5 separate regions of the Homo sapiens genome follow, and all the other regions are linked to region 5. The links are chromatin loops, found by intact Hi-C in ENCODE. Cell type or tissue: IMR-90. All regions are shown on one strand. Each heading gives the region's core, and the rest is flanking DNA. Links, peaks and the distances in the headings are about the cores only.

Evidence for each region. A loop is a pair of places that touch in the nucleus more often than their neighbours do. Peaks named below come from ENCODE experiments on the same cell type or tissue, not always from the same donor. Only the 100,000 strongest peaks of a DNase experiment are listed, where the experiment ranks them.
Region 1: a loop joins it to region 5, with 10 times the contacts of the local background. A loop is called at or near these places in 14 of 110 quality-filtered maps.
Region 2: it touches region 5 in a loop (10-fold over the local background); 14 of 110 quality-filtered maps call a loop at or near these places.
Region 3: it touches region 5 in a loop (15-fold over the local background); 98 of 110 quality-filtered maps call a loop at or near these places.
Region 4: it touches region 5 in a loop (8-fold over the local background); 30 of 110 quality-filtered maps call a loop at or near these places.

Annotation. Positions count from the first base shown.
Region 1 is chr17:55,599,747-55,605,760 of GRCh38, reverse strand. No RefSeq gene overlaps it. Among named protein-coding and RNA genes, the nearest start is that of SMIM36, 91 kb to the right of the region's middle. RefSeq lists a silencer at 3,339-3,633. In IMR-90, for the core only: a CTCF peak has its summit at 3,804; a DNase peak (open chromatin) is centred at 3,800; H3K27ac peaks cover 199 bases; H3K27me3 peaks cover 159 bases.
Region 2 is chr17:55,639,109-55,645,122 of GRCh38, reverse strand. The region is part of intron 2 of LOC101927389 (a long non-coding RNA gene); the gene reads right to left. Among named protein-coding and RNA genes, the nearest start is that of TMEM100, 81 kb to the left of the region's middle. In IMR-90, for the core only: a CTCF peak has its summit at 3,154 (motif pointing right); a DNase peak (open chromatin) is centred at 3,152; H3K27me3 peaks cover 145 bases.
Region 3 is chr17:55,523,423-55,529,436 of GRCh38, reverse strand. It overlaps a transcript of SMIM36 not described here. Among named protein-coding and RNA genes, the nearest start is that of SMIM36, 15 kb to the right of the region's middle. In IMR-90, for the core only: CTCF peaks have their summits at 1,725 (motif pointing left), 2,257 and 2,864 (motif pointing left); DNase peaks (open chromatin) are centred at 1,696 and 2,856.
Region 4 is chr17:55,714,524-55,720,421 of GRCh38, reverse strand. TMEM100 (transmembrane protein 100) reads left to right here. Exons shown (of 2, transcript NM_018286.3): 2 at 1-795. Among named protein-coding and RNA genes, the nearest start is that of TMEM100, 5.4 kb to the left of the region's middle. In IMR-90, for the core only: a CTCF peak has its summit at 2,086 (motif pointing right); a DNase peak (open chromatin) is centred at 2,091.
Region 5 is chr17:55,767,890-55,773,903 of GRCh38, reverse strand. PCTP (phosphatidylcholine transfer protein) reads right to left here. Exons shown (of 6, transcript NM_021213.4): 3 at 2,719-2,798; 4 at 9-180. Among named protein-coding and RNA genes, the nearest start is that of PCTP, 20 kb to the right of the region's middle. In IMR-90, for the core only: a CTCF peak has its summit at 3,450 (motif pointing right); DNase peaks (open chromatin) are centred at 3,493 and 4,123; H3K27ac peaks cover 682 bases.

The DNA of each region.
Region 1 (6,014 bases), core at 734-5,733, 170 kb after region 5:
CATCCTACAGTGAGGCATACTTTCCCTTAATGTCAAATCAGAATTTTCTATCTCCTATCTTGCTACTTTAGGAATCGCAGTCTTTTATCATGTTCCCCACCCCAAGTATTTCTGAGAATCCCTGAGGCCTGTTGGGCTGCCCCACAGGTCCACTCTGTTTGTCAGCTCAGTCAGTCATCTGAGATTGGACCAGCTTTTTGTAGACTCTTCTTACTATCTCATGATCAAACTTCTCAAGACTCATCATCCCCAAAATGGACAGTTATATCTCTTAATTACCCAAGCACAAGAAAGCCACTCTGTAGTATGTAATGTTCCTTTATTGAAGGCATTGGGCTCTAACAGAAAGGAATTGAAACAGACAAGAAGGAAAGTAAATGCTGGATCTGAATATGGCTATTCCCAATATCCACAATGGTCACCCACACCATTCCTTCTGCTTTTGATCATGTTATAGGGGTCAGTTACTTCCCCTCATAAGACAGCTGTCAGGTACATCTTCATTTCCTGGAGCCCGGACCCCCAAATCCTCTGAGTGGTTATACATAGCCCCAAAGGAAAAATAAACAATCTCAGTGATGTTATCCTAAACACAGTAAAGATGACCTTTTATACGAAGAGCACAGCAACATTGCATCCCATTATCCAGAACATCCCATTGCTGAACAGAAAGGCAGGCTCAGCTCTAATTTTCTGTTACAACAACAGTAACAAAAGCAATAATTATAATAGGAGCTATGGTTTATTGAATTTCTACTCTATGCCAATAACAGCACTAATGACTTATATGTTATTTCTAATATTTACATCAATATCAAGGTTAGGTATTAGTCCCATTTTATTCTAAGAAAGCTAAGGGCCGGGCGCGGTGGCTCACGCCTGTAATCCCAGCACTTTGGGAGGCCAAGGCAAGCGGATCACGAGGTCAGGAGTTTGAGACCAGCCTGGCTAACATGGTGAAACCCCGTCTCTACTAAAAATACAAAAAAATAGCCGGGCAGGGTAGCGGGCGCCTGTAGTCCCAGCTACTCGGGAGGCTGAGGCAGGAAAATGGCGTGAACCTGGGAGGCGGAGCTTGCAGTGAGCCGAGATCACGCCACTGCACTCCAGTCTGGGCAACAGAGCAAGACTCCATCTCAAAAAAAAAAAAAGAAAAAGAAAAAAAAATAAGGAGAAATAAAGTAAACTGTCCAAGATCAAACTTTTGGAAAAATTAGAAATAAGATTAAAATCAAGATATTTCAAGACGCTGAACCAGTATGATGGCTGACTCCTTCCTCTGAAGTACTGAAGAGGGAAAATACCTAGAAATTTGTCAAGAGAGCTGGAGTTATACTGTTTAGGACTGGTGTATGAGTGAGGCTTTGACTTTGAATAGAAGGAATAACGGCATACATTGGGAGAGTACAATAAGATAGGAACTCTTGGTGTTTTCCTCTTGCTCTTCTCTGTTGCTGCCTCGGACAAACAATTTCTGTCCTCATCCTTATGGCTCTCAGCTCTGGTCCAGGTGTGCAAGGTAATACAAACAAAGGAGTGCAGAAGATATGTATTTGTGAGGCATTAAGAAAAACAGGTAGAGACTAACCTTGAGCAGAGAATCCCCATTCATCCCCTTCCAAACTCTTTAAGACTGATTAGCTTTTACAATCTCAGGATGCTACTTCCTCTGGGCAAAGAATGAGGCCTTGACCTAAGGGCCAGAAGTAACTAATTGGTTTTTCTGTACCTGGCCTTCTCCCATGGCCATATTTAGGCATAGTGGAAGACTCTCTGGCATTTTTTAAATAGCATCAATTTCTATCTTATAGCCCCTGGGAATTCTCTAACCCACCAGAAATTGGCCACTTCTTGGAGGAGGATGAGAAATGAGCCACATCGTTTTATTAATAGATGTGAAAACCAAAAGGAAAGCAGGTTTCATTAGCCGTGGGGGGAGAAAAGAAGCATATACTTCAAGAATAAATACATGTGAGTTTAAGATATCAGCAGACATTCCCCCCTCCCTCCCACCACCCACCCCGTCCCCCACCTACCATGCCCAAGGGCTTAGCTCCCTAACCTGAGCTAATTAGGGCTGCTGCAGCTTAAGATCTACCCTTCTCGACAAAGTAGCCAATATCTCCTGGGGAAAATGATCTCACAAAGCAAAATAAAAATACATTTGAAAAGCACAACTATTTTAAATAAAAACAACTTACGGGTTACATATGGTGCCAAAGAAGAAACATTAGAACCGAAAGAGATGATAAAAGTTACAATTAATAATAGATATAAAAAAACCTAGTTAAAATAAAGAAAAAATCAAACAAATAGCATGAATTAGCTAAGGAATAGATTCAAAATGTGAAAAACCGGATTGAGAAAAATCTCTCAAAAGGAAGGATAAAAAGGCAAGAAAATATAAAACATAAAAGAAAATCTAAGAAGTGGAGGGAGAGCAAAATACAACTAGAATTAGTAATATGAGAATAATAGAAATCCCAGAAAGAGAAAGCAATAATAAGAAAAGAAAACATTTGAAGAAGTAATGGAGATAAATTTTCCCAAATAAAAGAAAAGAAGGAAGAAGAGGACACTTTACAGTAAAAGAGTCAGATAATTCCAAAGAGGAGAATAAAGAAAAACCCACATTAGACATCTTATTAAAAAATGTAAGAATATCAAAGGCAAGGAGAAAGTTACAAAAGCTCCTAGAGAATAAAAAGCAGATCCTGCAATACTGATCGAGAATCGGATTAATTTCAGATGTTTCAACACCAACACTAGTAACAACCAACAGCAAAAAAAGAATTTCTAAAAATAGAGTAGTATTTTTAAGTATTGGGGGAAAAATGTACTTAGAGCAAGAAGTTCATATTCAGCCAAACTGTCATTTAAGTATGACAGGATGCTAAACATATTCTCAGGCATACAAATCCTCAGAGTGACACAAAAATATTCATACTGAAATAAATTTTGTATTAAGTATTTTAATTAGAATACAGAACATTCCAGGAGATGGCACAGATTTATATAAAGTAACGACCATCTAATACCTTGGTAGATTTTGATGTTACCTTAAAAAGTAGCTATAGAGTGATATCAGCAAGATGGTGGAATACGAAGCCCAAGACCTCACTCCCCAACAAAAACCTTGACTCAACAACAATACATGCTCCAAAATGCCTTTATAAGAATGCCGGAAACCAGTTAGGAAGATGCAATATCCCAGGCAAACTGAAAGCCAATAACATCTCCCCTGAAACAGGTAAGAAAAGCTATTTCATGTCAACTGCATCAGACCTTCCCCAAAGCTAGCACAGATCATGATCAAAAGGAAAACTCCAATATATAGCTTCTCTTTGGGAAATAAAAGAGAGGAGTGGAATGCACATTCAACATTTCAGCTTTTGAAGGGAATGCCTGGACTGGTTTTTGTCTTGCCTAGCACAGAGCATTGATGGGGAAACCTACATACTTTGGATTCCTGGTAGCCTCTGAGAACAAAAGAGAGCTCAACAACTTAGAAGCAGCACCAGAGAACTTGCAATACTGCAGACAGAGCCAACATAGCTCATCAAGATAGGGAGAAAGTACCAAGATCATGGCTTTTCCCATAGGAGGAAAAAAGGAGAGAAATGTGTGTCCAACCTTCTGGCTTTTGTTGGGGGCTTCCTAAGAAACTGATTTCTGTTTCACCTGGCTCAAAGCACTGATGGAAAACTGGCATATTTCAAAGTCCTGGGGGCCATTGAGAAGAGAGAGAGCTCAGTGGCTTGTGGAAGTGCCAGAAAATTGCAGTGCCATAAACATCCACCAGAGTGAGTAAGAGACTACAGCTCCTGAAAAACCAGCAAACCTATCTAATTGAGAAATAAACCCAGAGAAAATGCATCCCCAAGAAAGGTTTGAAAGACCTCTGGAACCTCCAACCAGGCTGACTGATGAATGTCTTCTTCTATGTGAAGCCAGTCCTTAAAGACTGGGAGAGGTGGTTATTTTTTTTCAAATGCAAAATCACAACAAAAATTACAAAGCACACAAACAAGGAAACATAACCCAATCAAAGAAACAAAAAAACTCCAGAGACTGACTCTCAAGAAATGGAAATCTATGAATTAGCCAACAAAGAATTCAAATAATCTTCTTAAAGAAGTTTGATGCATTACAAGAGAACACAAGTAACTAAACAAAGTCCGAAAAACAGTGCATGAACAAAATGAGAATATCAAAATAAGATAGAAACTATAAAAAAGAACAAAACATATTGGAGCTGCAGAATACAATAACTACATTGAAAATTTTACTACAGGGTATCAATAGCAGACTTGATCAAACAGAAAAAAGAATTAGGAAACTAAAAAACAGTTCATTTAAAATTATAAAGTCCAAGGAACAAAAAAAAAATAATGAAGAAAATAAAAGAAAGCCTAAGGGACTTATTGGACACTATCAAGCTGACCAATATATGAATTATAGAAGTCAAAAAGTGAGAAAAGAGAGAATGGAGCAGAGAGTTTACCTGAAGAAATAATCACCCAAAACTTCCCAAATCTGAGGAAGAAAGTGGATGTCCGAATTCAAGAAGTTCAAAGGACTCTAACTAGGATGGACCCAAAGAGGCCCATGGGAGACACGTCATAATAACACCTTCAAAAGTCAAAGACAAAGACAATCTGGAAAACAACAAGAGGAAAGCAACTTGTCATTAAAAAGTGAGCTCTCATAAGGTTATCAGCAGATAACTCAGCAGAGACATTTTATAACAGAATGGAGTGGCATGATATAGTCAAAGCACTAAAAGAAAACAAAATTACCAAAGAATTCTACATCTGGGGAAACTGTCCTTCAAAATGAAAGAATAAGACCTTCCCAAATCAATAAATGTTCAGGGAGGTCACCACTACACCTGCCATATAAGAATTGCTAAACAGAGACCTTCAAGTTGAAATAAAAGAATGCTAACACCAGCAGCACAAAAGTATATGAACATTTAAAGCTCTCCATAAAGGTAAATATATAAATAAATACAGAAACAAATTGTAATGCTGGTGTATAAATCACTTTTAATTCAGGTATAGAATTAAAAGAAAGCATATAAATAACTAGCTATAAAACTATATTAATGAATATAAAATATTAAAATATGTAATTTATGACATCAATAGCATTAATGGGTGGTAGAGAATGAAAAGGAGTAGAGTTTTAAATTCTATTGAAGTTATAATCAGTTTAAAATATATTTTATAACCAGAAGACGTTTTATGTTATCTCTATGATAACCACAAGAAAACATCTATGGAATATACACAAAAGAAAATGAGAAAGAAATCAAAGCATGTCACTACAAAAAAATCAATGAATCACAAAGGAAGGCAGCAAGAAATAAAAATGGAGAGAAAACTCCAAGACATACCAAAAACAATAAAATGGCAATAGGAAGTCCTTCTTTATCAGTAATTGCTTTAAGTGTAAATGGATTAAACTGTCAAATTATAAGACATAGAATGACTGAATAGTTTCTTGTTTAAAAAAAAAAGATCCAACTATATACCCTCTACAAGAAACTCACTTTAGGTATAAAGACATACATTGGCTTAAAGAGAAAGGATAGAAAAGGTATTCCATGCAAATGGTAATCAAAAGAAAGCAGAAGTGGCCATATTTATATAAAAAATAGACTTTAGTCAAAAACTGTCTAACAAGAGACAAAGAATGACATTATATAATGATAAAGAGTACATTCACTAGGAAGATACAGCTCACAGTAGAGTACCCAAATATACGAAGCAAACACTGACAGAATTGAAGGGATAAATGGACAATAACACAATAATAGTAGGATAATTCAATATTCCACTTTTAATAAATGATAGATCAACCAGACAGAAGATCGACAAGGAAATAGAGGACTTGTACAAAATTATAGACCAAATGAACTTAACAGAAATATACAGAATATTCCATCCAACAGCAGCAGAATACACATTCTTCTCAAGAACACATGGAACATTCTCCAAGTAGATCACATT
Region 2 (6,014 bases), core at 301-5,300, 130 kb after region 5:
GTGCCTCTTATAGGACCTGGTGGAAGATTTGGTTGAAGGTGTGATTGGAAGTATCTAGAGCCCTTAGATGCTCTATATCTTTAAATCTGAATTCTCTTGACTTTGTTTGCTCTTCTTCCCTTAGACTTCTACTTCCTGGAATAGCAAACCAGGACTTGTCCTGACTGTGGCCTTTCCAAATCTTGGTGGCTTTGAGAAGACACCAAACAAGGAACAAGGACAGTGAACCCAGCTCCATGTATCTAGATCTCACCCCAGCAGTGATCTGTCTGTGCAGATATTCTCTCTACCTGGCTTAGCCCTTGCGTGGAAGGGATTGTACACATTTGCTTTTGATCCATCTCTTGTAACTCTTCCACTTATCTCACACTCCTCTCCTATGTTTTCACTGTGAGACTTGGGTAAGGTCTGTACTTCATTGATATCCCTTAGGTATTGTCTCTTCTAATATTCTCTTTAGTTGTGAGCAGATCCCCTACTCTACTGACTCATGCTAAAGAATGAGCAGCAAACAGAGACCGAGTCTATTTGAAACCCATGGGCATTGAGATGCATGATCATCTCTCTCCGATGTGCTGTCTGGCAACTAGGCAAGAACAGCAAGCAACCACAAACTGAAAATAGTTAGTGTTCCTTTTACCCGGGAATAAACAGAGCCTCCCTATCTTCTCTTGTTAATGCTTACATCTGCAGCTGTCAGTGAACATCCCCCAATGCCTTGCTGAACATGAGAGGAGAGGAACGTCTCGGGGTTTGGCTTAATCTCATAATTTTGTTCCTCCTGCCCTTATTCCTTCACCATCAGATTATGAGTGTCCCCATTACTACTCTTCTCCCTCTTCCTAAGTTACAGCACCTGTGGCTGCTTCCTCTCCCCCATCTCCTTACCAGGGCTCCAGCTGTTCTTTTCACGTTCACCACTCACCTGTACTGATAAACCCTCTTCATCCACACAGCACCCTAGAGAAGGGAGAAGGGAAGGTACCAACACATAGGGGTGCCACGTGGCCAACCCAAGACTTTTTGGCAAGTCAGTAGCAGAGCTGGGACTAGATTAGAATGTTGGTCTTCTCAATCGTGGCTCTATGCTCTTTCTACTAAATCATGGTGTTGTTTTTGTTTGTTTGGTTCTCAAATAGGATATTTTAGACAACAAAAATATGCTGGATATGTTCCATTTTCCTGTCTGAAAGGTTCTCGCCCCCCGCCCCGGGACTATGTGCAGCCTCCACATTTGTTCTTGTCTTTTGGCTTCCTGTTAGGTTCGGCCAATGGGAAGCCCTGGAAGGAGAAAAAAGGGTGGGAAGATAACGAGATAGGGTAGCCGTATCCCTGCTCCCTTGTTGCTGGACTAGGGGTTTTAGTCACTGTGTTCCTCCACCCAAGCCTTCGGTTCCTATTCAGTGTCTCTCTCCTACACCTTTCTTTGTACTCACATAACCACTCTCTCCCCTTACCCCATCAGATCTGAGGATGATAATGGCTCCCAGCTATTGCTAGCTCTTAAATGCTTTCCTATCCCTTGTTGATTTCCTTTAACTGTTCCACTTCTTTGTAAATAGTCATTTCATTAAATTTCCCTCAATTGCCCCACTTAAGGGTGCCCTCTCTTTCCTACAACAACTAGGAGTGAGACAGAGGGTTGAGAAAGAGCCTTCTGAAGTTAATTCTTATCAGCCATAGGCATCTATTTCCTGAACTCCTTTGCCGTCCTCAAGTTTGTTAATGGATATATTTCACATCTTGTAAAATATGCTTACTGTGGTGGAGCTCCTGAGAGATGAACAGTACCCATAGAATTCCATCTTTCCCAACACTGACATGTCCTATAGAGCCTTTTGTGGGATTTGTACCAACTTGAAGGAGAAAATACCCCCCACACACATAAAGAAACAGGATGGGCATTCATGGACAGGAACCTAACTTCAGGGTAACAGAAAAATGATGGATTAGTGAAGGAAGGCCCTCCTGGACCTGTCTTTGGGAAGACTAGTCTTGGTCCTGTACCTAAAATTGCACACAAGCCCTTTAGTTTTAATGATTAGGTCCCCAGTTATAAAAAATGGTATTTGCCACTGAACCGGAAGTTCTTGTTTTTTTTGTGGTTAGCCTGAGGCCATGGAACTGCAGGGTCTCTTTCAGGGAGGTCTCCATGGTATCTAATTCCAGGGCCCCTCCCACTGCCACAGTAAACACCCTTGAAAGGCCCTGAAGGAATGTTCCCAGTGACCACCTGGGGATCTCCAAAAATCTGTGGGAGGCTCCTAGGCATAGTGGTTTCAGGGTTTTCATACCACCATCATCCAGAACCACATCTTACTCCTCCCCACACTGTCTGAACTGCTTGAAAAGTGTCAGTGAATGCAACTCCAAACAACAGAGGGCCCATTTAAGCAGAAAGCCTGGACAATGTCAGTTTGCCATGATCATGGCCCACTCTCTCAAAAGACTGCTACAAGACCATCACCTGGTTTAGCCATTGTAGCCCAGATAACGCCAATGTTATTGTTATTCTCTGCAAAACTATTTTAAGTTCCCCAAACTTTTCCAAATCCTCTGTTTCCTTAGATCCACCTTGCAAATCTATACTCTTGGCAGGATAACTACTGTTATCCTGTTTTTACAGAGAGATGAGGAAACTGAGATCATGATTTAAGTTCTCAGAGCTAGCTGTTGGCAAGACTGGAATTAGGAATCAGATCTGCCTATGTTCCCTGCCATCCCACTCCCTCTTTTTCACTACATTACCTTTCATCCATGATGTTTGTATGCACAGTTTATCAGTTTTCTTATTGAAAATGCTTCTAACAATATCTTAATGGTGTTCTTATTCTTGCTACTATGATATAAAATTCCAAATAAATTGTGTATTCAAAAAATTTGTATTCTTTAAGTTAAAATTTTTATTTACAATGCATTTTACCATTGCAAGTTTGAAAACACTGTGGTTAGAGTTTCAAAGTGGCCCAAGAAACCCAAAGATAGTAGAAAACGTAGTACTAGCAGTAGTACTAGTACTACAATCTACTTTCCTAGCCTACAGCAAGAATCTCTGCAAGTCCACAGCCCTGTTGAACTTGAAGCTTCCCAGAGGGAACTGTAGGTTCACTGAAGATGAAGTGTCTCCATGTCACAATGCCAGCAGGGGGCCCCATAACAGCTTTCACAAAGACTGGCTTCTGCTAAGTCAAGTATCGTAAGTGGATAACCAGCCTCCCTAAGTCAGATCCAAAGCTTCCTGCTTTGAAACCCTCCCACTCACAAAGCTGTGCATATCATGTGTCGTGGCACTAAATTAGCAAGGAATAAAGAAGCTTCATTGCTGTTGATTGTACTTCCCTTCTGTGATGGGGCCAAAAGGAATTACTTGTTGAGAGAGCTGGCACCTCCTCTAGAGATGCTGATTGAGTGTAGAAGAGATATGCACGAGCTGTGGGAGGGAAAGAAAGAAGGTATTTCCATTTAGCACTGGTTTTCTTTTCATTTCAGGGATGGTCACATTAGAGAGGTGAAGTTCAGACATAAGCTCCACACACTCCTCAGTGTTCACAACCTACATGGAATCTCAAGAGCTGGGAAGAGTCTCAAGCAATCCTCTCTCCACATCTGCACCAAAATAGGAAAACAGCTCTTCAGTATTCCTTGATCATCAATAACGTACCCAACACTGTCCTAAGCCCTGAAATATAGATAAAGGAGTTTCAGTCTGTGTTCTTGAAGAAAGTGGTTTTGAGATGGGGCATCAGATAGAAAAATATAATAAAGGGAAAATAATTGCTATTTTTTAACCAAACCTGCCTTCCAAGGTCATTCTGGAAATGTACTGCTCTTTGTTTTTCCTTCTGAGTGCTTCAGTTGATATGCTTGAGCAAAGGTGGACACAGATTCGAGTTGAGGGAAAGGAGGAAGGCAGAAATAAACACAAGAAGGTGAAAATAAATTAGATTTCTTGGAGCTAATCCCAGAGGGAATAGGTGAGGTGGAGGCAAGAGAGTCAGGGACAGAGAGAACCACTAGTGTGGCTGGTGCTGCACCGGGAGCACAACATGGGAGGCAACTTTGGAAACATCTGCTGGGTGAAGTGGCTGAAGCTTTTAGAACTGAGATGTCCAGTGTCCACTTTGAAATTGTTTGCATTGCTGCAGAGCAAACTGCCTCCCCACCTCCTTCCAGTAAAATTTACTCTGCTAAGATTGCCTTGTGTGAGTAGGGGTTTTGAAAATACGGAGGAAAGGCCTGCATTTCCTCCTGTTTGGGCTGAGGTGGTGTAGCACTGACTCTGGCACACACAGTATGGTGACAACCCACAAGCCAAGGATGCAGCCAGCTGAGCTCAGTGTGACTTCAATCCGCAGAAACCCTCGGGACAACGGGGTGTGGTATGAACTCACACCAAACACAGAATTGGAGGTTTAAGAAGATTTTCTGAGTTCTAAATGAGAAAGTAACCCTTGTTGTCTATTCTTCTTTCAAAAAAAAAGTAAAATGTTTAAAGTATTTTAATAGAGGTTAGGACATAATATTAGACCTTAGGACGTAATATTACTACCATATTGGACCAAGAAACTAAAGCAGCTGGGCGCGGTGGCTCACGCCTGTAATCCCAGCACTTTGGGAGGCCGAGGCAGGCGGATCACGAGGTCAGGAGATCGACACCATCCTGGCTAACATGGTGAAACTCCGTCTCTAATAAAAATACAAAAAATTAGCCTGGCATGGTGGCGGCGGGCGCCTGTAGTCCTGGCTACTCAGGAGGCTGAAGCAGGACAATGACATGAACCTGGGAGGCGGAGCTTGCAGTGAGCCTGGGAGGCGGAGCTTGCAGTGAGCCGAGGTCACTCCACTGCACTCCAGCCTGGGCGACAGAGCGAGACTCCATCTCAAAAAAAAAAAAAAAAGGGAACTAAAGCAACAAAAGAAGGGAAGTGGGGTTGAGAAAGGCTTCACAGAGGGGGGAAAATTAAAGCAGGGCTTGGAAGATGAATAGCATTTCACCAGTTTGAGAAAAGACAGCAGGAGAAAGGAACAAGGAAGGGTATTTTAGGTAGAGTTAAGTGCTTATGTCAGAGTTTCTGTACCTTGGCACCACTGACATCTTGGGCTGAATAACTCATTATTTAGGGCGAGGTCCTGTGCATTGTATAATGTTTAGCCGCATGCCTGACCTCTGTCCACTAAATTTTCAGTAGCACATTCCTGTCCAGTTGTGACAAACAAAAATGTCTCCAAACATTGCCAAACCAAATGTCCCCTGAAGAATAAAGCAAATGGCATGTTTGGGGGATAAAGGGCAATGAAGTTGAAACCCAGTGTTCATAGACAATGGTGGCCAAAGATAAGGTTGGTAAGTAAGTTATGACCAGATGGTGGAAGGAGACTAAATGCTTGCCATGGAATTGCCATAATTCTCTATGTCCTGGCAATTCAGATGTGAATTTTAAGCAGAAATAACGCAGTCCAATCTGTGTTATCAAAAGATAACCAGAAGTCATATAGATAATGACTTAGAAGGGCAGAGAATTTAATTAGACAATTGCTATGTCCTGTAAGAAAACAAACACAGCTACCTTGCTTCTTTGTCACTTTGGTCTGCAGAATGGTCCATGACCGTCCATGACTATTACCCTAAGAACTTTCTCTTAGGCCCAGCCAAACTTGCCCAGCCTTGACTCTGCACTAGTAGCTTGTTCTGAAGGCTGAGAACACCTGTAGCTTTGACCCCCTTATTTTAGCAACCATTCTTGAAGCAGCCAGAAGTTCACACCCAGAAGCCCTTTGTTTGTTGTGTTGTTGCTAACAGAGCCTGAGGTCTAACAGGGGTTTCCCGGGTGTGTTGATTAGCTTTCTGCTACCAGGGGAGCCAGGGACACAATGTGCGCAGGGGCTGCTCAGCTTAGGAGCCCACAGTCAGAACTGGTAGTTATTTAAAGCCTCCAAAAGTAGTGTCAATGTCGCTGCGGCAGGTTTTTTTTAAAGGTGCTTTAAGGGGCCAGGAGTAATGGCTAGCTGATTCT
Region 3 (6,014 bases), core at 714-5,713, 240 kb after region 5:
CACCCAGGCTGTTCTTGAACTCCTAGACTCAAGTGATCCACACATCTCAGCCTCCCAAAGTGTTGGGATTACAGGCATGAGCCACTGCTCCCAGCCTGGATATATAGTATGAAATATTTTTAATGGTAAATTAATTATGAGTTGTTGGGCAAAATTTGGCTGCTTATTTGTAAAACAAACTAGCATTTTTTAACCATATTCTGCTTTGTATTGTCTCTGTATGAATATCTCTTTTATACTGCAGCAAGAGGAAACCTGAGAAGGATAGTTCTGTCACCTCCATTTTTTCTTCAGAATAAATGTCAACATCTATGAGTTCTTCTTTACACAAGTTTAAATAGTTGGTGCTAGACAGACCCAGAACAAACATCTGAAGGAATCCCCTGAAAATATGAGGTCACTAATATAAGTGACTTATCCAATGTCACACAGGCAGTTTGTGGCAGAGCTTCAATTCTACCCAGATTTCCTGGTTCTTCATCCAGAGCTCTTTAGCTACTTTTCTGTATATGCAAATTGCATTTTCTTCCAACTGTCTTAGCAGAAAGAGTAAAAACAATTACGTTATAGGTTTAAGACTTCCTTGAGGCTGGTGCAGTGGCTCATGCCTGTAATTCCAGCCCTTTGGGAGGCCTAGAGGGTCAGATCATCTGAGGTTAGGAGTTCGAGACCAGCGTGGCCAACATGGTAAGACCCCTGTCTCTACTAAAAATACAAAAATTAGCCAGGTGTGGTGGGAGGCATCTGTAATCCCAGCTACTCAGGAGGCTGAGGCAGAACTGCTTGAACCCGGGAGGCAGAGACTGCAGTGAGCCGAGATCGTGCCACTGCACTCCAGCCTGGACAACAAAAGTGAGACTCCAACTCAAAAAAAAAAAAAAGAAAAGAAAAGAAAAAAAAAGACTTCCTTGAATAGCTGTGCTTGTGCTTGGTGGTGTGCGCCTATAATCCAAGCGACTTGGGAGGCTGGGGCTGGAGGATCACTGGAGACCAGGAGCTTGAAGCTGCAGTGAGCTATGATCGCACCACTGCACTCAGGCCTGGGTGACAGAGTAAGTCCCTATCTTTAAAAATATATATTATATGAAATTGAAAAAAAAGAACTTCCTTGAATAATCCCACCCACCTGTGTTGTTATCCTGGTTAGTAAATAATCGTGAGCAATGGTATTGATTTATGTGTTCACATAGGCAACAAGCATTTGTCAGGCATTTATTATTGTGCCTCACATGAGGCTAGGCAGTTGGAGAACAATGAGATAACACAATGTAGATTTTTAAGGGCTTCATATTGCAAACCGTAAGACACACTAAAATAATGGGTAATATGTGCTCTAATCCTGGCATGTGAAAAGTTCTGGAATATAAAGGAGAGAAGGCTGAAAAGTGAAGGGTGCAACCTAAGACTCTGACCAGTGACTAGGAGTTTTCCAGAGGAGGAAGAACGGGAAAGGCATTTCAGGAAAAGGCCAGCATGAACACGCATATGAAGCTGCACGCAGGTGCAGAAAAAGGGGTAGGTGTTAGTCTTCTGGGGCTAAGTAGGCAGACCCTGGTTTCTGCCACCCCTGCTAAGTTTAATGCTTTCTGACGACAGACACAAGGTGTTCAAACCTAAGTTGATAGTTCTCTTCTCCCCTGATCTGCAGAGTGGCAGCCTATTTTTTCTGACTGTAAAATGGACTACAAGAGAAAATTCCTGCTCAGAGGGTGCCCTCTCTTGGTAAGCGTGCACATGCAGTGTTTCTCTCCAAGAAGGAAAAGGATACTTCAAATTGCCTATAGTGTCACCCTCATGCAAACCTATAAAAAGAAGGAAAAAGATACTTCAAATTGCCTATAGTGTCACCCTCATGCAAACCTATAAAGAAAACACAGTTTCCCTGACAGGTCACTTTAGTTGACAATAAGAGTAGATGTGAGGGAAAGAGCCACAGACTGAGAAAAACTGGATCCCACAGGCCTAGCGACCTGATCATAAAATCAGTGGATTGCGCCAAATGTTCTTAGTCCCTCCTTTTTCTGATGTACTCTGACTTCTAGAAGCTATGGCTCACTAGATCTTGGCTAAATTTAAAATTCTTGCTACTTAAACCATATTCTCAGAAGTTAAGGACTCTGAGGAAACCAGAGAATCCCCACCAGGAGAGAAATATTGTTTCTGGCTGTGGCAGCTTTCATCTCTGAATGTTCCTTAGCAGCCAGAGATAATTGGTCCATATAACTTTTCCTTTCTCTTTTTCTCACATTCTAGCAGTAAAAATCCTTTTTGAAGATGGTCAATAACATGAGGACATAGAGCAGAATCACATTCTGTTTCTACAAAACACCCCCACCACCATTTTAAACTACAAATCTGCCAAACAAAAGATCATCCAAAAGACACTTTTTGAGTGCATTGCAGAACTGGGAGGGTATCTTCTTCCGAAGTAATTTCATTTTTCAGGCTTGCAATAATAAAATGATCTTAAGAGTGCTGAGAGCCAACAGCTGAGGGGAGTAGAGCCACCGTTGAGCCCTGAGGCTTGGTGGTATCCTGGGATTTGGACATTCCCCACAGATAATTCCAGCAAATGCATTATTATAGGGGAAAACAGTTCCTTGAAGTGGGGAAGGAGACTGAGAGTGTGGGGAGGGGAAAGAAATGAGCCAGAGGCAAACTGTGTGTGGTCATGTGGGAAAAAATTAGCTTATTTTTTCTGTTGTCGCCCAAAGAATGTCACTGGTGATATAAAGAAGTGGAAAATGAGAAAACTCCATGATCATCCAAAAGCCATTATTGTCCATTTCCTGATCCTGATGGGAAGGAAAATTGGACCATAAATCTTAGACTTACACATGGTCATGGTCTCTTAATGCCCTCTGCTGGCGAGGAGGCAGACTGCAGCTGCCTGCACTGTGTTATAGTGGACAAACTGCATAGTACCTCTAGGCTTCATTTCCCTCATCTATAACATGGGGATAATAATAGTCTTTCTCGGCCGGGCGAGGTGGCTCACACCTGTAATCCCAGCACTTTGGGAGGTCGAGACGGGTGGATCACCTGAGCTCAGGAGTTCAAGACCAGTCTGGCCAACATGGTGAAACACCATCTCTACTGAAAATACAAAAAATAAAAAATAAATAAATAACCAGATGTGGTGGCGCACACCTGTAATCCCAGGTACTTGGGAGGCTGAGGTGAGAGGATCGCCTGAAGCCGGGAGGTGGAGGTTGCAGTGAGCCGAGATCGCACCACTGCACTCCAGCCTGGAGGACAGAGTGAGACTCCATCTCAAATAATAATCATAATTAATAATAATAATAGTAGTATTGCTCTTAGAGAAACGTTGTAAAGATTAAAGGAACTAACATATATAATTCATTCAAAATGGTGCTAGCTATAAATTAGAATGGCCTTGTTGGCCACATTTGTTTCCTTTCTCTATCTCCAGTTTTTTGTTTGTTTTCCCAAATCAAAACAAATCAATTACAGCTCTGTAATTGGTGTGGTGGCTCACGCCTGTAATCCCAGCAGTTTGAGAAGTCGAGGCAGGCGGATCGCTTGAGCACAAAAGTTCGAGACCAGTCTGGCCAACATGGAGAAACCCCATCTCTACTAAAAATACAAAAATTAGCCAGGCATGGTGGCGCCTGCCTGTAGACCCATCTACTCAGGAGGCTGAGGCTGGAGAATCACTTGAACCCAGGAGGCAGAGGTTGCAGTGAGCCGAGATCACGCCACTGCACTGCAGCCTGGATGACAGAGTGAAACCCTGTCTTAAAAAAAATCAATAAATGTCTATCACACTTTCATTATGTACAAAGTATCATATATAGTAGATATTTTGTCCCTATCCTCAGTGAATTAAATCTATTTTGAAGATGCAACACAAAACTGGTGAAAAGTTAAATCTTAGGAAGATTTGTATAGAATATTCAGTCATCAAAAGAATTTTAATTGGGAAGTACATTATTAATTCTAAATTAGTTGTGCATACAATGAAATTTTCAGAGGAGAAGGGTAATGTAAAATGTTATGGGGGAGGTAGGATTTGGACTTGGTATTAAAGATGGATTTTAGGTAAGGATGAGCAAAGAAGGCATAAGAAACTAGAACAGCAATCAATCAATCAATTAATCAATGAGGCAAGGTAATGGGAAGGAGAGTTAAGGAAAAGTGGAGAGACAAGGGATGACACAGTTTTTCCAAATATATGTGAATAATGAAAATAAAGCTGAAAAGTAGGTTGGTGCTAACAGAAGGCTAAGCTAAGAACTAGCACATCTCAATGTTACAGAAGAAAGCCTTCTGTAGACAGGGGAACATATATAAAAGGAGGTACAGTATAGAAGTTACAGGTGCAGGCTCCATTGCCACTGCCTAGATTCAAGCCTTGGCTCTGCCACATAAAAACATACGACCTTGGGCAACTTCCTCAACCTGTCTGTGCCTCAGTTTTCTCATCTGTAAAATGGAGGGATAAACTTCCATAGAGTTGCTGGGAGGATCGGATGGCTCAGTGCATGTAAAGCAGTTAGAAGAGAACTTAGCACATAGTAAGCTCTCAGTCTATGTGAATTATGATGATGACAATGTAATGATAGCCCACCTCTTAGGTGATCCTTCACTATTCCAGGATTGAAGTCAATCCTAGCTTTATACAATTGCTACTAGTAATAGGGCACTTTTTTCACTAGCTTTATACAATTGTTACTAGTAATAGAATACCATTTTCTCTTAGTAATAATGGACTTCCTGAAACAACTGGACCCTTAGAAACTTTTAGTGAACTAGAGAAATGCAAATCAAAACCACAATGAGATACCATCTCATACCAGTCAGAATAGTTACTACCAAAAAGTCAAAAAATAACAGATGCTGGCCAGGTTGCAGAGAAAAGAAAACGCCTATACACTGTCGGTAGGAGTGTAAATTAGTTCACCTATTGCAGAAAGCAGTGTGGTGATTCCTCAAAGAGCTAAAAAACAAATACCATTCAACCCAGCAATCTCATTACTGGGTATATAACCAAAGGAATAGAAATTATTCTACCATGAAGATACATGCTGTGTATGATCACTGCAGCATTATTCAAAATAGCAAAGACGTGGAATCACCCTAATGTCCATCGATGACAGATTACATAAAGAAAATGTGGTGCATATACACCACAGAATGCTGCATAGCCATAAAAAAGAATGAGATCATATCTTTTGCAGAAACATGGATGGGGCTGGAGGTCATTATCCTTAGCAAACTAACGCAGAAACAGAAAACCAAATAATGCATGTTCTCACTTATAAATGGGAGCTGAATGATGAGAATTTATAGACGCAAAGGGGAACAACAGACACTGGAGCCTACTTGAGGGTGGAGAGTGGGAGGAGGGAGAAGACCAGAAAAAATAACTATTAGGTACTAAGGTTAGTACCTGGGTGACAAAATAATCTGTACAGCAAACCTCTGTAACATGAGTTCACCTATGTAACAAACCTGCACGTGTACCCCTGAACCTAAAATAAAAGTTAAAAAAAAAGAAAAGAAAAAGAAAAACTTTCTTAGGAGGTTAGATATTAATATGTTATCCTCAAAACTTGAAACAATTTTTCTGAAAAAAGAAACTTTTAATGAGCTTATGTTTTCCATTCGGCTTCATATAAATAGAGCCAGGCAATTTGAAAGCCCAACTCAAAATATTACTTTTCCCTGAAGCTGGATGTATTAGTCGGCCGAGACTGCCATAACAAAATACCAGATATTAGGTGCCCTAAACAGCAGAAACCTATTTTTCTCACAGTTCTGGAGGCTCTGGAAAGTCCAAGATCAAGATGTCTGCAGGTCTGGTTTCTTCTGAGGCCTCTCTCCTTGGCTTGTCTATAGCTGCTTCCTTGCTTTGTCCTCACATGTTTTTTTTTTTTTTTTTTTGAGACGGAGTCTCACTCTGTCGCCCAAGCTGGAGTGCAATGGCACAATCTCAGCTCACTGCAACCTCCGCCTCCCGGGTTCAAGCAATTCTCCTGCCTCAGCCTCCC
Region 4 (5,898 bases), core at 1-5,000, 53 kb after region 5:
TTGGGGGTCATGGGAGTGCACAGCATTAGACAGTATTTGGTTCACCCTGTAAAGTAGCCAAGAAAAGATGAGAAAAATCAAGATAGGCCTGGCACACTAGACATTTGCCTCCAAAAGAAATAACCTACAGTCTTAAGATGTATCATAAAAATGTTCTGCCAAGGATCTAAATTACCTTGGGTTTCGCATATGTCTATGAAATTCTGTGATAATTTTTTTCAATACATTGATTCACTGGCGTCTGTTTTCATTTTATACTTTTAATAACTCATCACTGGTGGTACTTTATCTTGAAAAGTAATATTTTTTATATTTTAACATTGGACAGTGTTAGCCAGTTGTAATGATGTATCAGAAGTAAAGAAAAACCCATTAAAGTTATAGCTAATAGATGCTGTTGGGGGTTAAATTAATAGTAAAATAATCCAATATAGCACTTTTGATGATTTTTATATAAAAGTCAACTGTACATTTCATTCAGAATAATAAATACTTATTGCTGCTAAAACTTCTTAAATGGTTGTTTCTGCTATAGTTATTTCTATTGCAGTTCCAAATTGCCATCTTCCCTTGTCTCATTTGCAAGTTCTCAATTGTATTTCTCTCAAATGGACAGGTTCCTTCTTTACTGGAGGATTTTTGTTTTTATCATATTGGTTTTTCATTACTTCTGAATAGTCTTAATTACGTTTACTAAATTCTAAAGGATTTCTGTGCTATTATAATTAGGAAATCAACGTCTTTGGTCAGGAACTTTATAATGTGCTATTAAATGTATATTACATTTTTGTGGAATCAGTTGTTAATTATTTGCTTAACACGTATGCCAGCACCAACTATATGCCAGGCATAATGTAGATTCTCAGGTTTCTTACTCAGTTAGATCTAATACAATGCAAATAAAGTTACTGCTTGAATTCTTCAGTGGACATTGAGCTAGTCCACAGCTAGGACTCTACCCTGTAACTCCAGCCAGAAATACAGCTCATTCATGTAGTTTAAACCACCTTAAGCTAGAATCGAAAGATAGGCATGAAGGTTTCTTAAAACTTGGAAAACAAAATCAGCCTAGCATAGCACACTCATTGAAAGTCTTTCTGTCCAGAAATTTAATTAAACATGACAGGAGCCCTGGGGCCCTTACTACTCCCTCATGCTCAGGTAGTTTTGGTAAGTGGAAACACCCTAAAAATGACTTTGCAGGTCAGATGGTGTCACGTACAGATCAACATTCCTCCCAACCAAATGCAAGTTTAGGGGGCTGTGCTCATTTCAATGCAAGTGAGTCTGTGCCTTCACATGCCTCTTCTCCGTGCAAAGATACTCAAAGCCCACCCCCCACCCCGCCACCGCATTGCTGTATTAAGAAATTACTCAGACAAGGTTCAAGATTCTCCAGTCTGATCCAAAAGGACGTATCCAGTTTTCATACTCACTCTAATCCCCAAACCTCCTTATGAGTTAGCCAGAATAGACTATTCACCATTCTTGCACCCGACTTTGGTTTTCCTGCCTCCATGTCTGTCCAAACTTGTGTTTTCCCTCGCTTATAGTGCCATTGTTTCCTTGATTTTAATCTCCCCAAATCCTGCTTCTCATCAGCACTCAGCTCAAATGCTACCTCTTCCCGGAAGTCTTCCCTTTTATCTGAAAGTAAATGCCCTTTCGTGAGTTCATCTTTTATTCTCTGATGGCATCTTTTATTTTCTGTCGTGTTGGTGGCATAAGTTTTATCCTTATTCCAAAGCTCCTTAGAAGTGTGTGATAGATCCTCTTTTTAACCCTAGTGAAATGCCTAACATAATGGCTTACGGAGATTAAGTACTCAATAAGTACCTAATTAAGGTGCTAAATGAGCCAAAAAATAAAAAATCAGAAAGTGAATGGTTTATCCAGAATTATAGTCCATTCTAATCTCGTTAAAGAAAAAAGTTTAGTTCTCATTTTTCCCCCAAAGAGGCCATCTCACTCTCTATTACACCTCCACTGTAAGCAGCAGTTGGAGGCGAATATTTACTCTCTATTCTTCTCTAGCCTGACCTGGCCTTCAAAATGCTTGAAAAGCAAACTCATGAATTATTTCCGGCCACCAGGGGGCCCCATGCAGCTACTTGAGTCCCAGAAGAAACAGTTCTATGGAAAGACCTAAATTGTAATAACCAAAATGGGATCAAATCTCTCCTAAACGTGAGGAGTTGGTGGAGATTCTCCATTTATCCCACCCTTACACACTTCCCTAAGCCACTTCACAGTGGCTATCTTGGGGTTCTGTTAGTACGGGAAAGACTTGCTCCATTTAGGGAGCTTCTAGTCACATTAAAAGGTATATACTGTTACATAGCTGCACGGCGCAGAGATAGTTCTACACACTGTGAACCCCAACTCCCACGAGGAGAATAAACTCAAATTGGGATTACAAATTATCACAATTATCTCATAAAATGTTTTTATTGGGTAAGGTCTATCTTTACAAATGGTTGTATTATATACAAATATGCAGGTGCGACAGAAAATAAATGAATGCATATAAAATGCATGCATAAATGTATTAAAAAGATAATCTGACTCCTCCCTAGAATATCAGAAACCAGCTATATCACCTAGTGGAATTCCCCCTAAACACAGACATCCCAGAGTGCACAGAAACAACTTTTAACCTTGTTCTGTGCAGCTGGTCTCTGGCCCAGGTGAGAATCATAGCTGTATGGTGGCTCTGCTCCCCATCTTACTCTCTTGGTTAATCTAGGGAATCCTGCCTGGAGAAACTGCACAAGGAGATCACGTGATAGCACAGAAGTTTGAGGCCAAAGGATGAACCCCAGAGAGCCAGATCACAAAGCCTCAAACCTACTTTCCATCACCCGCTCCCCCCCACCATCCCTAAAGAGAAAGAGAGGAATACAGGTGAGAGAGATGTTAAATAGGCGATACATATTCTGGTCTCCAGGCAAGTATTACGGTTCTGAACTTGGAAGATCTTGATATTATAGTGCTCGATAGTGTAACAGCACTCAACTGTACCTGATATTCTTCACCACACTCTGAGGCTGGGAGTATAAGTGTTCACTCCACTTTACAATTGAGGAAACTATAGTTCAGAGAGGTTAAGGGACTGTTCAGCTAAGATCTCACAGCAGGCGAGGCCTAGCACCAGGAACAATAGGTTGACCACACATTGTAGTTGCCCCAGTGTCTTAAACCTCTGGGCTGCTATAACAAAAGTACCATAGACTGGGTGGCTTATAAACAACAGAAATGTTTCTCTCTCACAGTTCTGAAGGCTGCGAAGTCCAATATCAAGGTGCCAGTATATTCCATGTCTGCGGAAGGCCCACTCTCTGGTTCATAAGTGAAGCCTTCTTGCTGTGCCCTCAGATGGTAGAAGGGGCAAAGGAGTTCTCTGTGGCCTGTTTTACAAGGGTGGTAATCCCATTCACGAGAATTTCACCTTCATAACCGAATAAACTCCCAAAAGCCCCACCTCCAAATACCACATTGAAGATGAGATTTCAACATATAAATTGGGGGGTGGAAGGGAACAGACATTCAGTCTATAGCACCCAGTTGTTTTGTTTGTTTGTTTCTTTTTTGAGACGGAGTCTCACTCTATCGCCCAGGCTGGAGTGCAAAGGTGCGATCTCGGCTCACTGCAACCTCTGCCTCCCCGGTTCAAGTGATTCTTCTGCCTCAGCCTCCTGAGTAGCTGGGACTACAGGTGCCCGCCACCACGCCTGGCTAATTTTTGGTGTGTGTTTTTAGTAGAGACAGGGTTTCACCATATTGGTCAGGCTGGTCCCCAACTCTTTACCTCGTGATCCGCCCGCCTTGGCATGCCAAAGTGCTGGGATTACCGGTGTGAGCCACCACGCCCAGCCTATAGCACCCAGTTTTATGCTTAGCCATAACCAAAATCATTTCCAGAATGTCTCTTTAGCAAAAGGAGACAATACAGGTATTACAACATCTACTTTTGAAAAACTCTTGTTAAAGTATAATTTACACAGAGAAAGTTGTACAGCTCAATGAATTTTTATAAACTTGTGGAATTAACATCCAGACAAAGATACTGAATATTGCCAGCACCCAAAAGCTCCCTTTGTATCTACTTTCCATCAGTATCTCTCCAGGCGAAACCACTATGTGGCCTCTAACACCCAGAGTTGTGTTGCCTGTTTTTTAACTTTGCATCAGTGGAATCGTATCAAGTATACTATTTGTTCCTGGCTTCTTCTTGCAACATTATGTTTATGAGCTACAATCTATATGGTTGTACGTAGTTATAAATGGTTCATTCTTATTGCTGTGTAGAATTCCATTGTACAAATACAGTATCATTTATTTAGTCTTTCTACTGTTGATAGACATTTGGATAGTTTCTAGTTTTTAATGACTGAAGATAGTATTTTTGGTAGCCAGCCTCTAACGGTATCACATGATCCCGGACTCCTGGTATTCACAGATTCTGTGGCCTCCTCCCACATTGTCCCAGAGTTGGTTTGTGTAAACAATAGAATATGGCAGAAGGGGTAGTAGTTGACTTCCAAGATTAGGTTATAAAGACATCTTGTTTTTTCTCTCTTTTGATTGCTCCCACTCTCCCTCACTCCCTCTTTCTCTGAGGGAAGCCATCTACCATGTCCTGAGGTCACTCAGGCAGCCATGCAGGGGCCCATGTGGTGAGAAACTGAGGTCTCCAGCCAACAACTAGAGAAGAACTAAGAACTGCCAGCCACTACCTGAGTGAGCATAGAAGTGGATCTTTTCCCAGGGGAGGCTTCCAAGGACTGTGTTCCCGGATGACAGCTTGACAGACCTCATGAGAAACCCATCCAGCCAGGGCTGCACGGTGACTTTATGGGACCTATGCACTTTTGTCTTTGTGGGCCCCTTCCTCCATTACAACAAAAAGGAAGTATCTCACTCACTGGAAGGAGGAAATTGTACTAACAAGCATCGTGGTCCCTAGGCCTGGTGCCTGCCGTACCTAATGGGTACCTTGGCCCTGAACCCAGCTAAGTTATTCCCAGATTCCTCACCCACAGAAACTGTGAGATAATAAATGTCTGTTGTTTTAAGTTGCTAAGTTTGGGGGTAATATGTTTTGCAGCAGTAGGTAGCTAATATTGTGCTATGATGAAATTTGTTCTACATGATTTTTGATGTACGTATGTGCATGTTTCTGCTGAGGGTAGACCTAGGTGTGGAATTCCTGGATTAAAGGACAGTATGTGTTCAGCCTTATTGCCAGAAAGTTTTCCAAAGTGATTGAGTCAGTGTACTCTCCTGCCAGCACTCTTCAGAGTCTGGATGCACTACATCTTCAGCCATTTTTTAGTATTTTTCATCTTTTTTCATTTTAGCCATTTTTATGGGTGTAACATCTGCTTTTAAAGTTTTAAGAAAGGAGACGTAGCACAAGAATGTGGGCTTGATACAGCATAGCAAGTTAGAGATAGGAGAAGGATTTGGAATGGGAAAGTAGGATTTAGATTTGGACTTTGGAGGAGCAAAGCAGCGAAAGAGAAATTCTCGGGAAGTGCTCTGGAGATCAGGAAACCAAACTAGAGACTGGAAGTTTAAGTCATCGCAGTCCCAGCTTCAGCATTTATCAAGCATCCATTATGCTCCAAAGGTCATATTCTGAGCTCCACATGGAATATCTCATTTGATCCTCACAGCAGCCTAGTGAAATAGATACCATTATTGCCTTCATTTCACGGATAAGGAAACTGAGACATAGATGAAGCCATTAAATGAGATCACATAGTGAGCACACTTAGGGCCTGAGTTCAAAATCCAGAACCCACTCACTTAGCCACACTGCCTATCCTGCCTGGTACACAGTAAACTGTCAGTACCTGGTTCTTGAAGGAATGTCTCAAGTAGAAGCTGAGCAAC
Region 5 (6,014 bases), core at 432-5,431:
GGTTTTACCTTTGCTCCCCTTCTTGCCGTCACTCTCGATCGCCAGGCTCTGCTTGTATTGCTTCACCCGGATCACCCCAGACCTCTCGCCAAGCTGAGGCATGGAGGTGCTCCGGGCCAGGATCACATGGATCTTCCTCCCTTCCATGTCCAGGTCTCGCCGCTGCCGAAGGTAGACATACTGCATAGCCAGTTAAGGCAAGACACCAACGCCAGCATTGTAGACAGACAGAAGGAAAGCGCCACAAGCTGGAAGCAAAGGGAGGTGATTCTGTGCCTCCCACTTGGCATTTGCTCCTTTCTACCACTAGTTCACTGACGTGCCCTGTCTCCATACCTGCACTGCAAGACTGTGCCTCACACCACCTAGTATTCTCACCAAAGAGCATGTATTACTTACCTGTGAGTGATCCCTTCATGCTTTTAATTATGTGAGGAAACCACATTTCCTTTCTCCAAGAAGGCACTGGGAGATGACAGAGGAATGGTCACTTAACAGCTGTGTGGTCCTAGGTAAGCTACTCAGCCTTGCTGAGACTCAGATTCCCTATGTAGGAAAGGGAGTAACACTGCCTTGCAGACAGGCTTGGTGGGGGCATTAGAGAAAGACCTGGGCAGAGTAAGCACTCGACAGACAATGGTGTCATTCCTCTTTGTTCTGGCCTCACCCAATGCTCTAATTACTGACCTTTATGCATAGTAAATGGTCAAGCAATGTTACAGCTGATGACCATAGGAAGACATGGGACTACATGAATATTTCGTAGGCAGATGTCCTCTCTGGGCTAACACTAGTTTACCAAGAATAACAAAACCATTTCATGTCCATCAGCCTTGACAGAAGAACCCTTAAGTTTACGGCACTATTCTAGGGAGGATAATGAAAGTCTATGAAACAACAGGAATCACTACTTATCGAGCCTTTATCATGTAACATCATGCACTTGACATACAGCTTAAATTTGGATCCTTACAAAGACCCTGTGAGTTTGGTATGAGTATCCCCATACTACAGATGACAAAAGTGAGGCTCAGAGAGGAAAAGAACCTTGCCAAAAATCCCACATCCCAGCTGAAGTGATGAAACATGAATTTTTATCCCAGATCTGGCTCCAAAACCTACTTAGAATTTCATAGTTGGATGGAGCTCAGATATTTAGTTTGTTAGTTACACTTTCATAAAACAGAATTTTGGGTTTCCCACTCAAAGGAATCAAAAACCTAAAATAATCAAAAAGTCACTACGCACAACACAATTACACTTACTATAACATGGCAGCCGTCTCAGCCTCCACCCACCTCAGTGTCTTTTTTTTTTTTTTTTTTGAGACAGAGTCTCACCCAGACTGGAGTAGAGTGTCACGATCTCGGCTCACTGCAACCTCCACCTCCTGGGTTCAAGTGATCCTCCCACCTCAGCCTCCGGAGTAGCTGGGATTGCAGGCGCCCACCACACCCAGCTAAATTTTTTTGTATTTTTAATAGAGACAGGGTTTCTCCATGTTGGCCAGGCTGATCTCGAACTCTGACATCAAGTGATCTGCCCACTTTGGACTCCCAAAGTGTTGGGATTACAGGCGTGAGCCACCCGCGTTCAGTCCCACCTCAGTGTCTTGACAGCGCCCCCTGTTGCCCCACCCTCACATTGGACAGTCTATTGCTCCATGCTCTTATACACTAATAAGTAAAGTTCTTAAATGTTTCAGGAAAGAGATGTTGATTTGTCACTGGGTTCCTTTCTCCTACACCTTTTACTTTTTCCTTTTAGCAAATATTGTTCCACTCTCTCCCCCAACTTTCTCAGCTCATGTGATAGATATCATCTGATACTCCACGGAGGAAGAATTATCTTGATATAGTGATTAAAATTTGGCAGAACACCTTTGAAGTGTTGGCAGTTCATCTAATTCAGTGGCTTCCAAACTTTTTTTTGACTCCAAGAGACCCTTTGCTAAAAGGATCTTACATGGAAATTGAACCTGTAAAACACTCCGCTGCTGGGATTGAAGAGCATGGTGAAGGAGTCAAAATCTTACCTAGGAGTCATCCTACTTCCATCCTACCCACCCCCAAAATTCCATCCTAGCCCCCCAGCTTAGTCCTAAGGGGGCTTCTGAAGACCTTACAGTGCCAGCCAAGCCTCCCTACATTTCATTCAACTGCTTCATTTCATAAACAAGGACATTGAGGGGAAGAAGCTTACAGTCAGTGTCCAGAGCCAACAATCAAGGAGGGATTTCTGTGGGGTCTACTGAGATGGGGGAGGCGGAGAGAGCTGGAAATGCAGAGGCCTGAGTTCCAGCACCTGCTCTGCCACTAACCACCTATGTGCCTCTGTCCTATCACCTCTTTGGGAGCCCTTTTTCCTTCTGTAGACTGAGGGAGCTGTAACAAGCACTTTTTATAAGAAGTTCCTTCCAGATCCCCAATTCTGTGGCCTGACAATTTCAAGGCCTAGGAAACTTCTTAGGAAAGTAAGAGCTGCTCTCCAGTGACCAAAATTACAGACACTTCATGTGGTTGGGCCCAGAAATCACACTCTGAGCTCTCCAAACACCATACAAGAAGCAATATCTTTAGCAAATGCTGCTGCAAGAATCAGAGACAATGTTATCTGTGCCTGCTGAGAAACCAGCTCTACCTCTCTGCAATAGACTGCAGCTGAGGAACACAGAAACACTTAGAGGGCCAGGGAATGAGTACCTTGTGGAAAGGATACGTCTCTGTTGGACATGGGAAAAGGGTACTTCACTTCCCAGTAGACCACAGTCTCTCCGTTGCATTCTTGTTCATAGAGTTCTAAAGGAAAGCAAAAGAAGTTAATGCATCTGGAAGCCTTTTTAGCTACAACTAATAAGGGTATGACCTCTTAGGCCAAGCATGGTGGCTCATGCCTGTAATCCCAGCACTTTTTGAGGCCAAGGTGAGTCAATTGCTCAAGTCCAGGAGTTCAAGACCAGCCTGGGAAATATGGTGAAACCCCATCTCTATATATAAAAAAAAAAAAAAGCAAAAAAATCAGCCAGGTATGGTGGTGCATGTCTGTAGTCCCAGCTACTCTGGAGGCTGAGGTAGGAGGATCATCCAAGCCTAGCAGGTCAAGGCTGCAGTGAGCCAAGCCATGATTGCACCACTGCACTCCAGCCTGGGTGACAGAATGACACCATGTCTCAAGAAAAAAAAAAAAAAAGATGACCTCTTAGGTTATGATAAACCACTAACTCATAAGGTATAAAATTCTAGAAAAAAGTCAAACCGATTAATTTCCACTGAAAGCTTATTGCCCAGGGACAGAGTCTAGTGGATAGAAAAACACAGCACAAATAAAAGAAGCCAACAAATCTTGGCCATTCTATAGCATAATCAATATTCTTGATAGAATGCAATGAAACAAAATCAGACATCAAAAAAATAGTCAGAGGTTTTAAATTCAGGATAACCACCAGATGTCACTAGAGTACCAATAGTTTTGCTTCTGAGCCCTTTAATTCCCCTTTAGGATTCCTTGATCCATTACAGCTAACCTGGAACGGAGTCACCCAGTCTAGCACATTCATAGGTCGGATATGAAGGTTCCAGAATGAGCAACGTCCTTCTTGAATAGTTAGAGATCAGCAGAACTATGGCTTACCCCAAGTTTCTTTCTTCTCTCCCATGTTTCTTTGCACTATGCCACAGCTAGGGTGACCAAATTTCCCTAATAATCCTTCCGTCTTACTATTATGTGCAAACAGCAGCCAACTCTTGGAGGGAGATAGCAAAGAAATTTAATGGCATGCACACCCTCTGTCCCCAGACTGTGCTGTGCAGTAAACTTCTTTCTACCTCCAGTTAAAGGAGCCCAAAGTCCCTGGAGGAGATGGTAAGGAGGGATAATTTAGGTTTTGAAAGAAAATCTATTAGAAGCACACTGTAGATTAAGGAGTGTGCCAGCCCATTAAGGTCACAGGAGGCTGATGAGAGTCCTTAAAAGAAAGGGAGAGGTGGACATCTGTTGCTTTTACATGCTCAGCATTGATCGCCCCTTGAGCATCTCAATTTTCCTTCAGGGCATCACCCTTCCCCTACTTCTCAGCTGCATGGTTTCGCAAGACTGACTCTGCAGTAATTTCAGGGCTGGGAAAATGAGCAAGACACGGCCATGGTGACGAATTCAGGGATGGCAGATCTGTCCAGAGTCGTAGTTAGTCACTCTAGCAAGTTGAGAGCAAAAAGTGATTTAGTAAAGCTCTCGGATGGACCAGAGTGAGATTTCCAACCTCAAGATTGTTCCAGCAAAGCCTAACTGCTGCTTCCACTGGATGAGAACCCAGAGTGAAAGCTGTTGATGTTGGGGAGCAAACATCAGAGACTCAGCAGTTGTTTTCCCTAAAGTCAGATGCCATCACTGGTCACTGAAAAATGGATCTTCCATGCTGCCTGCTTCCTCACATGGCTCTTTTCCAAATTGAAGCCACATGTGGGTCTTATTGGCAGAGTCTATGTCACATGACTGTATCTTGGCTGCAAGGGAGGCCTGGACAGACAGTGTCTGGCTGTTCCCTTGGATAGGTAAGCATCCCACTGCCCCCTAAATAGGAAGAGTATTTGAGAACACTAAGTTGCCCAAAACCATGATGAATGTCCACAGAAAATAAGCACAAACTCCAAGCTGAGCTGACAAGAGCCAATCCTGGCATCTGGCTGTCATCCCTAGAAAAGTAGAATTCTCCTTCCTCTGGGGTTATTCATATGGTTAGAATATAAATCTGGATCTTCTGGCAGACATCTTGGCCATGACATAAGAATCTGCCTAGGAATTAGGTCAACACAGAAGAAAACAGAGTCTACAGATGGAGAAAGAAACAATCCTGATGAAATTATTTAAGTTCCCTGTTGCAGCTGTCCTCAAAGTTAGAAACCCCTGGACTTTTTTCAATGCCATGAACTAATAAACTCCTTTTTCTCTTCTTACACTGTCTTTAGTTGGCTTTCTGTTACTTGCAACCAAGAGTCTTGACTAAAGGCTTTATGTGCCTTTGGCTAGTTTCATAGTTCCATTCCACTATGACTGGGTTGGCAGAGGCTACTCCAGCTCTAAGTGGCAGGAGAAGTCCCTGTGTGATGTCTTTCATAACACATAACTTACAGGGAAAAATCTAAGACCGATAGCCTGGTCGCCATGCTAGGCCCTGGAGGATCTGGACCCAACAGCTGCCCTAGTTCGCCTAGTAGTAGAAGAACCTACCCTAGCTCTTCGACTACTACTAGTACTAGTTCTATTAGCTAGTTCTACTAGTACTAGCAGTACTAACAATAGTAGTAGTAGAACTAGTACTAACAGTAGTCGAAGACCTAGGATAGGTTCTCTTACTCCAACCAACCCAACAACACCAAACTGCTGGCGGCTATTGAACATATTGCTTCACGCTTTCCTGACCTTACTAATGCTGATCCCTGAGCCTAGAATGCTCTTAACCAGTCATCCTGTCCCTCTCTTACCTCCTCACATACATGTATTCTTCTCTGTTTGGAAAATTTTGATTCAACTCTCAAACCAAAACTTGGACCGCACCTCCTCCCCTTTCATGACAACCTAGATACATGGGAGGATCACACAACTTAAAAGTGGCAGCAAAGGAGCCCCAAGAGCAAACTGTGGAGAGGATCTAAAACTAGGTAAGGAGCAAGTCCTAGCAATAGCAAAAGTGCATTTCAGTCCAACATTTAAAATGCTTTTGTGCCAAAATTTAATAGGAAGCACTATGTAGTAGAAGTTAATTTTATTTTTTTCTACTGGCAAGAATAAATAAAAATAGATTAGACTTTTTTTTTTTTTTGAGACAGGGTCTCCCTCTGTTGTCCCTGCTGAAGTACAGTCTTGGCTCACTGCAACCTCTGCTTCTTGGGTTCAAGCAATTCTTAGTGCCTCAGCCTCCTAAGTAGTTGGGACTATAGGCATGCGCCACCATGCCCAGCTAAGTTTTGTATTTTTAGTAGAGACGGGATTTCACCATGTTGGCCAGGCTGGTCTCA